Regions from separate parts of the Homo sapiens genome. Here region 2 is linked to region 1. A link is a loop called in an ENCODE intact Hi-C map of the cell type or tissue named here. Cell type or tissue: prostate gland. All regions are shown on one strand. Each heading gives the region's core, and the rest is flanking DNA. Links, peaks and the distances in the headings are about the cores only. Region 1 overlaps TSPAN2 (tetraspanin 2). Region 2 overlaps SYCP1 (synaptonemal complex protein 1).

Region 1 (7,292 bases), core at 1,621-4,120:
TGTTGGTGATACTTACACACACAAACACACCTACACCCTTAGGTCATTCTTTATATTCAACAGTGAGCTTTTTAAACTTAATATTACAACTTTAAAAATGCCTTGTTTCACTAAAAATTTCTTTGAAATCATGATTATGATGATTATTTTTTTTTTTGGAGACAGAGTCTCGCTCTCTCACCCAGGCTGTAGTGCAGTGGCGCGATCTCGGCTCACTGCAACCTCTGCCTCCCAGGTTCAAGTGATTCTCCTGCCTCAGCTTTCTGAGTAGCTGGGATCACAGGCACATGCCACCACGCCTGGCTAATTTTTGTATTTTTAGTAGACGGGATTTCACCATGTTGCCCAGGGTGGTCTTAAACTCCTGAGCTCAGGCAATCTGCCTGCCTCTGCCTCCCTAAGTGCTAGGATTACAGGTGAAATCATGATTCTTAATGGTGGTAAAACATTTCATCATATGAATATACTACAATTTATCCAAACAATCCCCTATTGCCACATATTAAGGGTCTGTCCAGTGTTTTGTTCTTATGAATAACATGTAATGAGCATGATTTGCACAAAAACGTCTGTCTGCATTTCTGATTCCTTTTCCTTAGAATAAACTCCGAGAAGTGGAATTTCTGGATAGAAGGGCATAAACATACTTAATCCTCTAGTCTTACATAGTCATACTGACCTTTAAAACTATTTACTAATTTCTCTGAAAATGCTCACGACATCACGTTTACCAAAACTGTGTATTATTGTTAAGGGAAAGGAAAAACACTTGGTCAATTTCATAGATTAAACAACAGCATCTCTTCATTTTAATTTGCTATTGATTTTAAATATTACTTTTAATTTTCTATATTTTCTATATGTTTAATGGTAATTTGGACTTTGACTTTTGTAAACTTTCTTTCTGTGTCCTTGGCTCAAATCGAAACTTCTTGAAAGGATGCTCTCTCTCCTCACATCTCGCTCTCTGAAACCTGGGCTCTGTCCTCAATCCATCCCTCACAGCACGTCACCAGTTGGTTCCTTGCATGCTAAATCCTGCCAGCTTTTCAGCAGTTATTAGTAGACCTTCTTAGGCTTTCAGTTCCCCACACAAACCATGTCATTTCTGCCTCTGTGTTGTTGCTTACGCTGGTCTCTCGGCACGCAGGCCTCCCCCTCCCGCTTTCTGCCCAATGCTTGCATAATTACTTTCCATTCTTGAAGATTTAGCTGAGACATCATTACCTCTGTCAGCCTTCCCCATCCCCCAGCCTCTCGCCTCTCCTAAGTGCGTTTCCCTCTGTGCTTTCCGAGCACGTTGCACATTCCATGCATTCCTAATCACTGGACCGTATGGACTTCATGTTCATCCCTCCTATCAGACTGCAATGCAAGCTCCTTGTGAGTAGGAACTTTTTCTCCTTCTCCTTTGCATCCACAGTGCCGAACATAAGGTAGGCAGCTGATCAATACTGAATTGCCCTCAACAGCAGCACCTGGGCCTGGTGACCATTCCCTCCCCTTCCCGTGCTGTCTCCTCACTTGTGTCTGGCCGCCCCTCCCAGTTTCCTTCTTTGGCATCTCTTCTTTTGCCCACCCTTAAATTGTCCCCCAAGGATCTATCCTCATCCTTCTTTTCTTCCAAGTCTAATGGATCAAATCCGTATTTATAGCTTTAAGTTTCCCATCAAGTGCTGACACTCAGACCTCTCTCCTGAGCCACAAACCAGATTTTCCAACTGCCTACTGGATATTTCCATTTGGAAGTGCCACTGGCTCCTCAAAATCACCATGTTAAACACAAAGCTCATTTTCTTTTCTCCACAATTGGCTCCTTTTCCTCTCTCCCTCAGCTCCATAAATGACACCATCATCTATGTAGGTGGTGAAGCCAAAAACCCAGTAATGGATTCTCCTCTCTTCTCTGGTCACCACTCCTGTAGTTGTCACTTTCTAAAGGGCCCTCTTTAACATCTCTTGCTAACAACAAGGACAGCAGCCTTCCCAATGGGTCTCTCAGCTCAACGCTATTCATTTTCCATCAATCCTCTATGCTGCCACTAGAGCAAATTCAGTAAAATGCAGATCCCATCCGAGATTCTACCTTCAATGGCTTCCTAAGCTAGCAGCATGATACTACAGGTAGAGTAAGAACCTTGGTAGAAGCTTACCTTGTGTCCTAGAAGCTCCTTTGGGCATGTAGGTTGGACCTGTTCGGAGCTTTCTTTTCCACAGCACTGAAACTAGAGAGTCAGAAAAGAGACTTCAGGACCAGGCGGGAGGAGTAGCAGCTACAAGTCTGGGCACCCTGCTAAGGACTGGGGTGCCGAGGCGGCAAAGCAGCTCCGAGGCCCAGTCACTGCAACCCAGACTGCTATTTCTGGAAGGAGAGTGAAGAATCACATAATCATGCTGGCAAAACAAGAAAATGACTTCGCTAAAGCCATCTGAGTTTATGATGGGAAGTGACTCAAGGCAACCCAAACAAGGCAAGAAGCTAATTGACAGTGTCTGTGTAAATTGCTACTTTTTAGAAAGGGGTTGGGGCTTTAGATTCCTTCTTTCAGACTGGGAGTCATTTAACCTGCTGAGGAGCTCAAGTTTTATGAGCTGCAGAAGGACTCATTAGCTGGGAATAGTCTGGGGAAGAGGGGAGAAGTGGCTGCAGGAAATTCCAGGGTCCAAAAGACCAGATTTGAAGATTGGCCAGCAAACAGGTGTCCTGCTTAGGCTAGCTGGCCCTTTAAGACAAAAGAACCTGTGTGCTGCTTCAGGTCCTGGCGGCAGCTGAGGTGAAACCGTATAAATGTATAAATGGTGGCCACTTTCCAAGACATACTTGTCCTAGACAAGAACTAGGTACCTGAAAACACCTGGCCCAGGAATTCACAGCTACTTCTTCATATCACAGTGTCTAAAAAATCAGAATAACTCTGGCCTGGCCCATCTCCTCTGTAAGCCTTCTGTGATTAACTGCATGTAGCTCTGAGCACTCCACGGACAGCACAGTCCCACTGAATGTTCCAGAAGGGAGTGTAGCCATCTCCTGTGACCCTTCATTCTACAAATGAGGGAGCTGCGTGGGTATCAGGGAGGCCAAGTAACTTGCTCAAGGTCACAAGGCTGTTGAATGGTAGAGCTGCAGCTAGAAATTAGCTTTTCTGACTTACAGGTCACACTTGTTTCTGTTACACCACAATGCTACCCTCTGACAAAGCCTGCTATTTATCTGGGCTCCTTTCTCTGTAACCTTGTTTGTGCTCTTTTGTCTCTTTGGGGCATGTGTCTTTTGGGTTCATGCTCTTCTGTCTCTCTTGTGAACTCTGTGTGATAGACATCTTTCCCTTCTAGGGTTCCACACATAATGCAAACTGTGGCCCTCAAAAGGGCTAAAATAGGTGGTGCTACTTGGCTTTACTGAATTTATTTTTATTTTTAATCCTGGTGATTGGTGAGAACCTGGCTCACACATAATCTTTAGAAGCTGTGATTTTAAGGAAGAAGTGAAGTTACTCACTGTTGAGTGGAAGGTGATGAGTGTCCCATTGCCTTTTCCCCTGTCTTTAAGGTAATCATTGTAAGCCTCTTCATACATGGTCTGAACATGTCGGATAGCCTGAAGAAATACAAGGAAAAATGAAGGACTTCTGGGTGGGAAGTTTCAAACATTCTCCTTTCATCAAGGAAAATCTCCTCTTCCACACCTTTGAAAAACACTGCCTTTCTCATAAGAATGATACAATGGACTTTGGGGACTCAGGGGAAAGGGTAGGAGTGAGGTGAGGGATAAAAGACTGCACATTGGGTACAGTGTACACTGCTCGGGTGATGGGTGCACCAAAATCTCAGAAATCCCCACTAGAGAACTTACTCATGTAACCAAACACCACCTGTTCCCCACAAAACCTGTAGAAATAAAAAAAAATACTGCCTTTCCATAGGTATTTTAGGATAATTCAGCAACATATGGAGAAGATTATAGTTTCTGGAGTTTCTAAGATGCTTTTGAGGATGGAAGGACAGACTAACCAGAACAGTTTTCATGGACTAGAAAGATTTCTGACAGTTCCCAAGCCCAACTGGGCTTCAGCATCAACTGGGCCCCAGATTCCTGGGCTCCATCCAGATGATTTGGATGCATAGCTAGGATCCGGACTTATACATTCCTGTTACCCCATTGGTTAAAAGCATTCAAATCTTTTTATGACGTGGTTTAAAAGGTATTCATCACCAAGGAAAACTTTCTACATTCAGATATCATATAAAGCTTAGAGAATGCTTTTTCTAGTATAAAAGCTTGTGATTTCAAATCCACAGATATCTCAACAGGTCCTAAGATTCCATTCTACTTCTGTATGTAGCTGAATTTAAACTAACCTATGAACACAGCCAGTTACTTTAGAAAAATTCAAAAGGAGGTGACATTTACTATTCTACATGTTTACTGTTTTATAGTCTAAAATAAGTTCAGAAACATAATATTAATGACACAAGAGTTAATGTGAAATACACCAAACTTAAGTTTCCATTCTTCCTCCTTTTCCATTCCATTCTCTTCTATCCCACAGTGTGTTTTACAGAGGAAGAAAGGCTACTTCCTCTGTGTGTCCCCCCGATAACCTATTCTGGACACCTAGAGTTGGGCAGCAAATATAAACTGGCTTCACTAGCCCACAGCAGTGTAGGCTCTGCTCTTTGAGAATGAAATGGACCCATCCAGGCCAATCCTTAAGGACAAATGGCAGTCTGACAGGGGATGAGAATCTAGATTCTTTCTCAAGTCTGTACTCTAACTGTTACCCCATTTCACAATGGGGAAGAATCTTAAATTAGAGATCCTTTTTTTTTTGGTTTTATTATAGACCACTTCATAAGTCTAATGGAAGAGATGAACTATCTCCCCAGAAAAATGTGAGCATGTATATATGCCTGCACACTCATATACATATATGCTCAGTTCTGCACACCACTTCTAAGTTAAAAAGTTCTGTTTAAACTATAATAATGGGGATTATTTGGTTTCTTAACACTATTGTGGGTATCAATATTCTAACACTTTTAACCATCATAGAAAAACATTATAAGTAATTTTACTTACTACCCCCTTGCCTATAAAAGCAAATACTCCAGTGGTTACTTCAGCAGCAAATATCACCAGGAGGCAGGTAAAAAACTGTAGAGGAGAGAAAATACTAATTTCATTAATTTAATACCTTTTCAATTTATATATTTTGCACCTTAGTTTCCTTATGTAATGGCTGAATCGCTTTCATGTGGTTCATTCATTCATTCATTCATTCAGCAATTGTTTATTAGGCATTTATTCTGCACCAGGTACTGTCCTTGGTGCTGACTATTCAGTGGTGAACAAGATAATATCCAAATGTCTCTGTTATCACGGACCTTGGATTGGACAGAGGAATATACGATAACTGTGTAAAGAAGTTAAAAAGTGAATAAGATAAGTTCAGGTAGTGATGTAAAAATCCCACCACCTAGAACACCACCTGGCACCTACGTGCTTAGTAAATACTTGACGAACACAAAAGACCTAGAAAGATATAAAATAAGGTCAGGAGAGGGAGCATCACTGATGCGGCCTGGGCATGGGGAAGGGGGTGACTGGAGATTCTGTGGTCTGGAAAGGCTTCTTTGAGGAGATGAGGTGAGGGGTGTCCTTCTGGATGGATTTCTGTTCTGGTCTATGGATTTGCTCTGATCAAACTAAGTTCAGTGATAAACAAGACAGAAATGTGCTCAACAGTAGGAGAAAGAGAAGGAATGAATGGCAAAGAAATAAGTCAGACATTTCACATAGCAAGAGATCAGAGGCTACGGCCAGAGTTAAAAATCCAAATATCACAATAAGTAATGAGAGATGAGAGGCTGCCTATTAAAACTGCTGTTTCTGACTCCCTGTGGAGAAATATCAACACTTTCTCTCCTCCTGCCCCTCTTCTTCCTTTCTGTTTCTCTCAGGCTACACTGACATAGAATGTATAGCAGTTAATTGAAATTATTTGATTTTTGTTTTAAACAGAGGTTGCTTGTTAAAATAAGCCACAAGAGGGATTTTGGTTAAGTTATTGATCTCAAACATAAATGTTTTCCTTGTAGATAACAGCACTTCCCTGGCTATAGAAACCTTTTAGCTGCCTCACCCACTGTGAAATATTTTTTTTTAAAGAACAATCATAGTCACCCCTTACAATTACTAAGTACTTTTACTCCCAAAACATCTTTACACCAATGACGTCATTTCTTTTCACACTTCCCATATAAGGCAGGAACAAAGATAATATTTTTTTTCTTTTTTCTTTTTTCAAGACAAGGTTTTGCTCTGTCGCCCAGGTTGGAGTGCAGTGGTACAGTCATGGCTCACTGCAGCCTCCCAACTCCTGGTCTTAAGTGATCCTCCTGCCTCAGCCTCCTGAGTAGCTGGGACCACAGGTGTGTGCCATCACACCCGGTAGAGACTAGGTCTCCCTGTGTTGCCCAAGCTAGTCTTAAACTCCTGGGCTCCAGAGATCCTCCTGCCTCAGCCTCCCAAAGTGCTGGGATTACAGGCGTGAGTCATGGCACCCGGCCCTAGTTAGTATTATTCATATATAAGAGATGGAGAAACCAAGACTGAGGGAGGAAAAGTGCATGCCAAGGGCTCAGAGAGTCCACGGAGGAGCTGGAGCCAGGGGCCAGAGGCACTGACTCCCTTCAGATGCAGGCCGCTCCCTCACCCCCACCCCACCATTTACCCCCTCGCCCCACTTACTGATCCAAGCACACATTGCGACTCCCGCATGGCTCCGCAGCACCCGAAGAACCCCACGGCCATCATCAGGGCCCCGGCTCCAACCAGAACATACAGCCCTGTGGGGAAGAGGTCAGAGGAGACCACTGAGAGCCAACCGAGTGCCTCCACGACCAACTAGGCTTAAGACTCTGGGCACTGCAGAGCATTCTAATAGTACCAAAAGGAGGTGCTATTCTTACTGCCATGTTTGACACGGAGGAACTGGGCCCCAAAAGGTAAAGCGATTTGCTTAAGGTCATAGAGCTGGTGTTTGGCAGAGCCGGGAGAAAAATAGCCATGAGCCTCAAAAGCCTGCCCAACACTCCGACTCTGTCTTGCATCTCTAGTGATGGAGGCAGCCATCATTCAGGTGGGGATTTCACTTACTGCTTAGGCAAGCCCCACGTACAGTTCTTACAGAGAAAGAAAAGGACAGAAATGCTCTGGTTCTGAGAGAACTAAAGCCAAGCCTTTTTGTATTTCCTTCTCTGATCCTGAGATAAGTTAGAATACAATATGG
Region 2 (7,292 bases), core at 1,876-4,375, 79 kb before region 1:
AGTGGCATTATAGATTCCCAATAATTAATGTTAGTTGATGTGCAATTACCCATGTCTTAATATTTTAATCCTTGGTGCACAAGATAGTAGGAAGGATGCAGTATGTATTTGTGATATTATTTCAGAACTTTTCCACTAGAGTACCAGGCTTCCTTTTTATTCAAAAGGCTATAGGCTGATACGTTTATTTAGATCCAAAATTTGGTTACAAGGTTGTCATTCTCTACTCTGGTGATCAAGTCAACTCTCTGTTTGCCAGGCCGTATTATAGGAATATCTTACTTATTCAGATTAAATAGGAACCTTAGTGGTCTGGCCATCTCTTTGGTTTAAGGGAACTGATGATTATTTAGCTACCACTAAAGATACGCATTCTTGTATGAGCTGTTTCATACCTTGGAAACATATATTATATTAGAAGAGACTTTACCAAGATCTCCAGACGAGGAAAAGTCAGAATTGCAGAGACAGTGCAGTTGTAGGCGATGGTTTCTCCCGTCTGTCCTCTAGAAGCCAAGATACATATTCTGAGAGTCATTACGATATTGCTGGTTTAGAAAATGTGCTTTGTCCTAAAAGACAGCATTCCAGCCCCTTAGAGTAGACTCCAATTGTCACTATAACTGAAGATCAACCATTGGTAGGTTATAGGATACATAATAAGAACAGTAAATACTATTGCATCAGTTTACAGCCAGCTTCTTTCATAGTGAAGTGAGTTCTGTGATTAGGAGCAATGCTATGGGAGAGATAACATGGTGTATGCAAGGTATTCAGTGAGGATAGATACTGGCATAGACATCATGGGCGAGTTTTACTGCCTAAAATTCTGCACACTTGGAGATTTTTACTTTCTAAGACCTCTAATACTCCCTGGAGTTGTAAAAATTTTGTGCTTCAGATGGTTGTCATATTACAGGCACCCTACATATTCATTTATGTAGGCCAGGCTTTTCTTTTATCTTACTGAATAAATTCTATCTAATGATATTAGCATATCACTCTTTCCATTCTGACCACAGCTCTCCTTTCCATTTTTATCTTGACTATACACATACCCAAAGTCTAACTGAACTGCACCTTTTCTCAACATGCATAGAAAAATCTAATTCTGCCTGTAAAGGCTCACAATATTTTAGATCTTTTTGCAACTTTTCACAGCTTAGTTACTTGTGCGTATCTCTCATTCTGTAATTTGTTCCATTAGCTTTATTTTACAAATAAGAAAGCTGAGATTCAGAGTTTTAAGAGACTTATTCAAAAGTCCACAGATATACACTAGAGACTGATTAGAATAAAGGAAGAGATAATCAAAACCAAATAATACCTCTGTAGAAAGGAACTAACTTTTCTTTTTTTTCTTTTTATTACTTTATAAGATTGAGAGGTTCGTCATCTTTCTTTGTTAATACTTACTAGGAAAGATTTTGATAATATTCATTTGTGATCATTGTGATGTTTATGTTACTTGTACTTGATATTTATTTTTAATAGGAAAAACTCAAAAGAGAGGCAAAAGAAAACACAGCTACTCTTAAAGAAAAAAAAGACAAGGTAAGAGCATATAATTCTCATAGTTTTAAAATACCAATTCATTTTCTAACTTCTACTTAGAAATGATTTTTTGTTTATAAGTAGGAAAATAACATTTTACATATATCATACAATTTCATTTTCTAAATTGTTTCTTGCTATTTATTAATTCAAAAGCATTTTAGCTAAAAATTTCAAAATTTTGTCATTTGGAGATTTGGAGAAGGTTTCAGTCTAATGCAGAAACAAAAAAGAAGAAAAAAAGAAGGTTTCAGTCTTTCTCTACAATTCTTATTATAGTTTTAATTTAATTAGGTACCTCTGTGTTTCTCTCTTAAGAATTTTTTAATGTTAGAGGCAAAATATTTTCATAAACAATTCTAAAGTTTATTTAGATTATGTCTAATTTTGGGTTTTGAGGGGGCTTAATAAATGACATCCTGTTTTCCTCACTTATATTCTGAACCAATTGAGAAAGACAAGGGAGAATAAAAATAATATTTTTATTATTGAAGACTTTATTAAAAAGTATCAATATTTTAAATACTGGAGAATGCAGTTTATATTTGAAGGCAATAGGATCTCTTAATCTTGAAATCCCAAATTAGACAAATTTATCTTCTGCCACAAGTAGAGCTTGACTAGCATAGGTCTACCCACTTGATCATCTGCTCTTGTAAAACTTAGGGTATAAAGGAGAAGAGCAGAATTTATGTGTAATTCTAATAGTTCTCAAGGGGAGTAATAAGGAAGAGGCTGAGCTGTATGTGTCCAGCTTCTCCTTTTCTTTAAATTCACCAATCACATTAAGTAATTTTTTCTCCCCTAAGGAATCAGGAAGAGGTTTGGAATGTTACCCTAGTGGTACTCCCTACATATGGAAGGAAACATCAGTCATAGAGAAGAAGAATACCCCTCAGCTTCTAACCTATTTGATAATATAGGATCATTGCAGAAGAATTTTGATTTAGCAAATTTTTGGTTAAAATGATTAAGAATTTTCTTTACATATAGTGATATAATCTCCTAAGTTCCCACAGAGGTTGCTCTGATTATAGTTAAACTGGAAGGAAATGACACTCAGAGTAGTTTGAGAACAGTTCATTATATTTTATTACACTTGAGTTAAAAGAGAATAAAGGAAAGATGCACTGAACCTGTGAGTGAATACTGAGTGCTTTGTATGTTCCAGACACTGTGCTAGACACTTGAAAACATTATATCTGAAGAAATTATAATCATAATAAAATTATGCAGAATGGTTAGATATAGACTTAAGGAAGTATCTAATGAATATAAGCAAATTGGTTAATCTCCAATATTCTTTTTTAAATTTAGAATGTCTTCATATTATGAAAGTATGTATCACATATTCTTATAGAGATATTTTGATTCATGTACAATTCTATATGTTTCCATTATCAAGTAGATTAGCAAATGCCATATATTTTATCTGAGAGTCTAGATATATATGTTGGAAAATGAACCATATATATGTTGGAAAATGAGAAAAATGATGAATGAAGAAATTTAACTAGGCTTTTTTTTTTTTTGCTGTGCTTTATTCCAACACTACTGAAACATAAGGCTTGTTAAATTTACCAAACGTTTCTGAGTTTGGACAAGTTACTTAACTTCTTCGTGTTTCAATTTTCTCATCTATAAAGGGATAATAATAATACCTATTTCCTAAAGTTGTTATGAGGATTAAATGAGATGGTATTTGTAAAACATTTAAAATAGTGCTTGGGACATAGCACATGCCTTATAAATGTTTGTTTGAAAAATACAACAGAGAAAATTGTGAATTTTCTGGAAAGGGATAGTTCAGTATTGTCACATGAGAATTTTCTTTAGGCTACCAGCGAAATGTCAAATTCCAGATATGGCCACAAGGTGGTGCAGTGACCTTAAATTGTCATTCTCCTACCTGTAGGGAGGAACAATTTGTCCATTAAAGCAGTTACATTTTGGCGGTTCCAAAGTTTACCCCTGATGAATCCAGAGAGCAGTAAAAAAATTGCTCTCATCAAAATTTTGTCATCAACTATGATGTATAAATATGTAGGGAAAAGGATACAGAAATGCAATTCTGAAAAAATTCATACTTGCTAGAAAAAGGATTATGAAATGACAGATCACTAGAATTACGCAGGAAAGATATAAGCCATCTCATTTAGCCTCTTGATTTATAGATGAATAAATTTAAGCTTGGAGATACTTGAAGATTTACTTAAATAATCCGGAAAGATAGGAAAGATCTAGGAGAAAAGACCATATGATGTACCTGGCTCCTAGTTCAATGATTTTTTTATAGTACATGTAGTTGCCTCTTTATCCTATACTCTAATTTAAACGCACTGAAAGTTCAGCCACCATGCTTTCAAATTTTGTCCTTGTATTCCCTTTTTGTGTGTGTGTGCTCTAGAGAATTCAGAGAAAGGAGAGATGTTCTCAGAAGAACATGGTCCTGTAAAGGAGGGCTCTACAATGAAAGGCAGTAGGAGAACTGAAAGAACACGATTCTAGAAAAAGGGGAATTTGAGTTTCACAGCTAACTAGCTGTGGAATTGAGTAAATTAACATGCCTCAATTTCCTTACAATTTCCTTATGAATAATTGCCACGATTGTATTCGTGGAGATGGTGGTGACCAAAGAAACTGTAAAATAGAAAGTGATGAGCATGAGTTTCATGTAGAATCCCACTAAAGCAACTATTACTAGCTTTTACTAGAAAGTTAGGTCAGGTGCTAAAAGAAGCTGTATACAAAGGTAGAGTGAAAGAGAACTGAGGAAACTGAGTTGAAAAAATGTCAAGTATTTAGAGTAAACTTGCAATTTATTTATTTAGAATTGAAGCAAATAGCCATTTTCTCAGTTTTTTTCCCTGAAAATTTTTCTCATTCTTTACTTTCATAATTATTCTCCTTGCTTTTGGAGGCAAGTTAGGCTGGTGGATAGGAAAAGGCTGATATTTTTATAGGTGAAAAAGAAGAAGTATCAATGTATGAAAGAGAACGAATGAAAGTTAGAATAGATTTCCTTCTGACTTTTAGGCTATTGTAATGAACCATAGATTAGGGCTTTTTGCCACCAGGAGTAAAGATTTTTTTTTATTTTTTAAAGAGAATCCTCAACTTTTGGTCAGAGAGTTGAGATATCTTATTTGTTTTCATTTTTAAAAATTTAACTTTTATTTTAAGTTCAGGGGTACATGTACAGATTTATTATATAGGTAAACTTCTGTCATGGGGGTTTGTTGTACAGATTATTTTGTCACCCAGGTATTAAACCTATACCCGTTAGTTATTTTTCCTGATCCTCTTCCTCCTCCCATCCTGCATGCTCCCATAGGCCCCAGTGTGTTTTGTTGTCTCCCTCTATGTGTCCATGTGTTCTCATGATTTAGCTCCCACTTATAAATGAGTCCATGTGGTATTTGGCTTTCTGTTCCTGCATTAGTTTGCTAAGAATAACGACCTCCAGGATATCTTATTTGTTTTCATAGAGGCTCTGTGAAGACAGGCAGGGGCAGATAACATTTGCATCTTAAATGGACAAGTAAAGTGACAAAGAAGATAACTGTAACTTATTCAAACTTATCTAGTCAGTGATAAATTTAGGGATAAATTTGCTTATTTTGTTGTGAATTCTACTAGTTGCTGCACTTTAATTAAAGAAATAAATAATTAATGTGACATTTAGTGATGGTTTTATTCATTCTTGTTGTTCAATGCAGAAAACACAAACATTTTTATTGGAAACACCTGAAATTTATTGGAAATTGGATTCTAAAGCAGTTCCTTCACAAACTGTATCTCGAAATTTCACATCAGTTGATCATGGCATATCCAAAGATAAAAGAGACTATCTGTGGACATCTGCCAAAAATACTTTATCTACACCATTGCCAAAGGTTTGTGTCTAAATTTTCCATGTTAGTAGTAATTTTTTAAATAAATAAATAAAGTTCTGTTATCACCATATATCTGGCATCACGCACACATATATAACTAGTTTCTTGAAAGTTTCAATTTTTTTTGTGGTATCAGCATGAAATGTAAAGACAAGGTCTTGCTGTGTTGCCTAGGATGGTCTTGAACTCCTGGCCTTAACTCATCCTCCTGTCTTGGCCTCCCAAAGTATTGGGATTATAGGTGTAAGCCACTGTGCCTGGCCTTCAACATGAAATTGTTTCATTTTTTTCGATCACTGTCCACAACTTAATGTCATCTTGGGCAGATTTCATAACTTAATAGTTATTTATCAGTGTTTAAGGCCCTGACACAGGAAATCTGATTCTGACTTGACATTTTATAGCATCACCACAGTTACTACTTCCCTTTGCTGTTTACCCCAATCATCTTGCATCTGTAGTCCTTGGCAGTCATCTTGGAGCAGATGCCTCTAGCAAAGTGGCTCAGTTCTGACTGTCTTTCATATAGCCACTTAATCCATGGGGAATTCATACAACTTTTCCATGCTAAATGGCAGTGCAGATGCTTTACTTTTGATCTCTCTTACCTCTCTCTCGTTTCCTTTTCCTCTCCTCAGCTAGATACAAAGACAAACAAATTTGCTGCCTACATTCATATCTAACTAGGGAATGAGATGCCAGTCTTTCTTTCTTGGAAGCACTCCTAATATTCTTTATAAAGATGCTCTTGGAGTTCCTGCCTCACTTGTCTTGGGAGTTGAAAAGGATCTCAATTGTCTCCATCCCACTAAGTTTAAATGTTACGCCTTTTCCTTCTCAGTTTCCCAGTTGTGTTTGATGGTGTCTGCAAGGTGTCTGCAAGTCTCTGAGACTTTGTTTTTCTTCATTTTTTTTCTATTCCATATCAGTTGAATTATATTCAGGCTCATGGATTCTTCTTCTGCTTGCCCAAATCTGCTATTGAGCCCTTCTAGTAAATTTTTCATTTCAGCTATTGTATTTTTTAATTCCAGAATTTCTATTTGGTTCTTTTGATAATTTATTTCTTTTTATTGATATTCCATTTAGTGAGATGTTGTTTTCATGCTTTTCTTCATTTCTTTGACATAATTTTCTTTAGCTCTTTGAACATATTTAAAATAGCTGACTTTAAATCTTTGTCTAGTTAAGTCCAATGTCAAGGCTTCCTCAGGGAGAGTTTCTGTTGTTTGTTCTTTTACTTTTCTATTTGGGCCATACTTTCTTCTTTCTTTGCATGTCTCATATTTTTTGTTTAAACTGGCCATTTAAAAATATAACAACTCTGGAAATCAGATTCTCTCCTATTCCCATGATTTGTTGTTGCTACTTGTTGTAGTTATTGTTTGTTTTGTGACTTTTCTAGACTAATTCTGTAAAGTTTGTATTTTTTGTTGTGAGTGCCACTAAAGGTTCTCCTTGATTAGCTTAGTTTTTAGCTAATGTTTGGACACAAATTTCTTCAAATGCCTAGAATGAATAAATTTCCCAATCTTTGTCAAAGGTCTCTATTATATGTGTATAAGGGCATGCTTTCAACACTTAGCCAGGTAGTTGACAACTCTGCCTTAGCTTTCCATTCCTGCTTGTAGAGAATCTCAAGATTAGCCAGTGGTGAAAACTTAGGGCCTTTTCAGGACCTTCCTGAGCCTATAGATAGCCCTACACATATGCGTGGCCTTCTATATTTCCAGGAATATATCAAGGCTTTTCAAAGCTTCCCCATGGATATTTCATTTCCTAGCTTTTCTTTCAAGGTTTTTGGTTAGTCTTTTGTTTGTCCCAACTATTCATCACTGCTTC

The links. A loop is a pair of places that touch in the nucleus more often than their neighbours do. Peaks named below come from ENCODE experiments on the same cell type or tissue, not always from the same donor. Only the 100,000 strongest peaks of a DNase experiment are listed, where the experiment ranks them.
Region 2: it touches region 1 in a loop (4-fold over the local background); 63 of 110 quality-filtered maps call a loop at or near these places.

The regions. Positions count from the first base shown.
Region 1 is chr1:115,055,384-115,062,675 of GRCh38, forward strand. It overlaps TSPAN2 (tetraspanin 2), which reads right to left. Exons shown (of 8, transcript NM_005725.6): 3 at 6,752-6,849; 4 at 5,081-5,155; 5 at 3,500-3,598; 6 at 2,154-2,225. Among named protein-coding and RNA genes, the nearest start is that of TSHB, 29 kb to the left of the region's middle. RefSeq lists an enhancer at 6,949-7,292. In prostate gland, for the core only: no CTCF peak of the experiment used is centred there; a DNase peak (open chromatin) is centred at 2,814.
Region 2 is chr1:114,976,063-114,983,354 of GRCh38, forward strand. It overlaps SYCP1 (synaptonemal complex protein 1), which reads left to right. Exons shown (of 32, transcript NM_003176.4): 28 at 1,495-1,554; 29 at 5,274-5,450. Among named protein-coding and RNA genes, the nearest start is that of TSHB, 50 kb to the right of the region's middle. In prostate gland, for the core only: a CTCF peak has its summit at 3,436 (motif pointing right); a DNase peak (open chromatin) is centred at 3,439.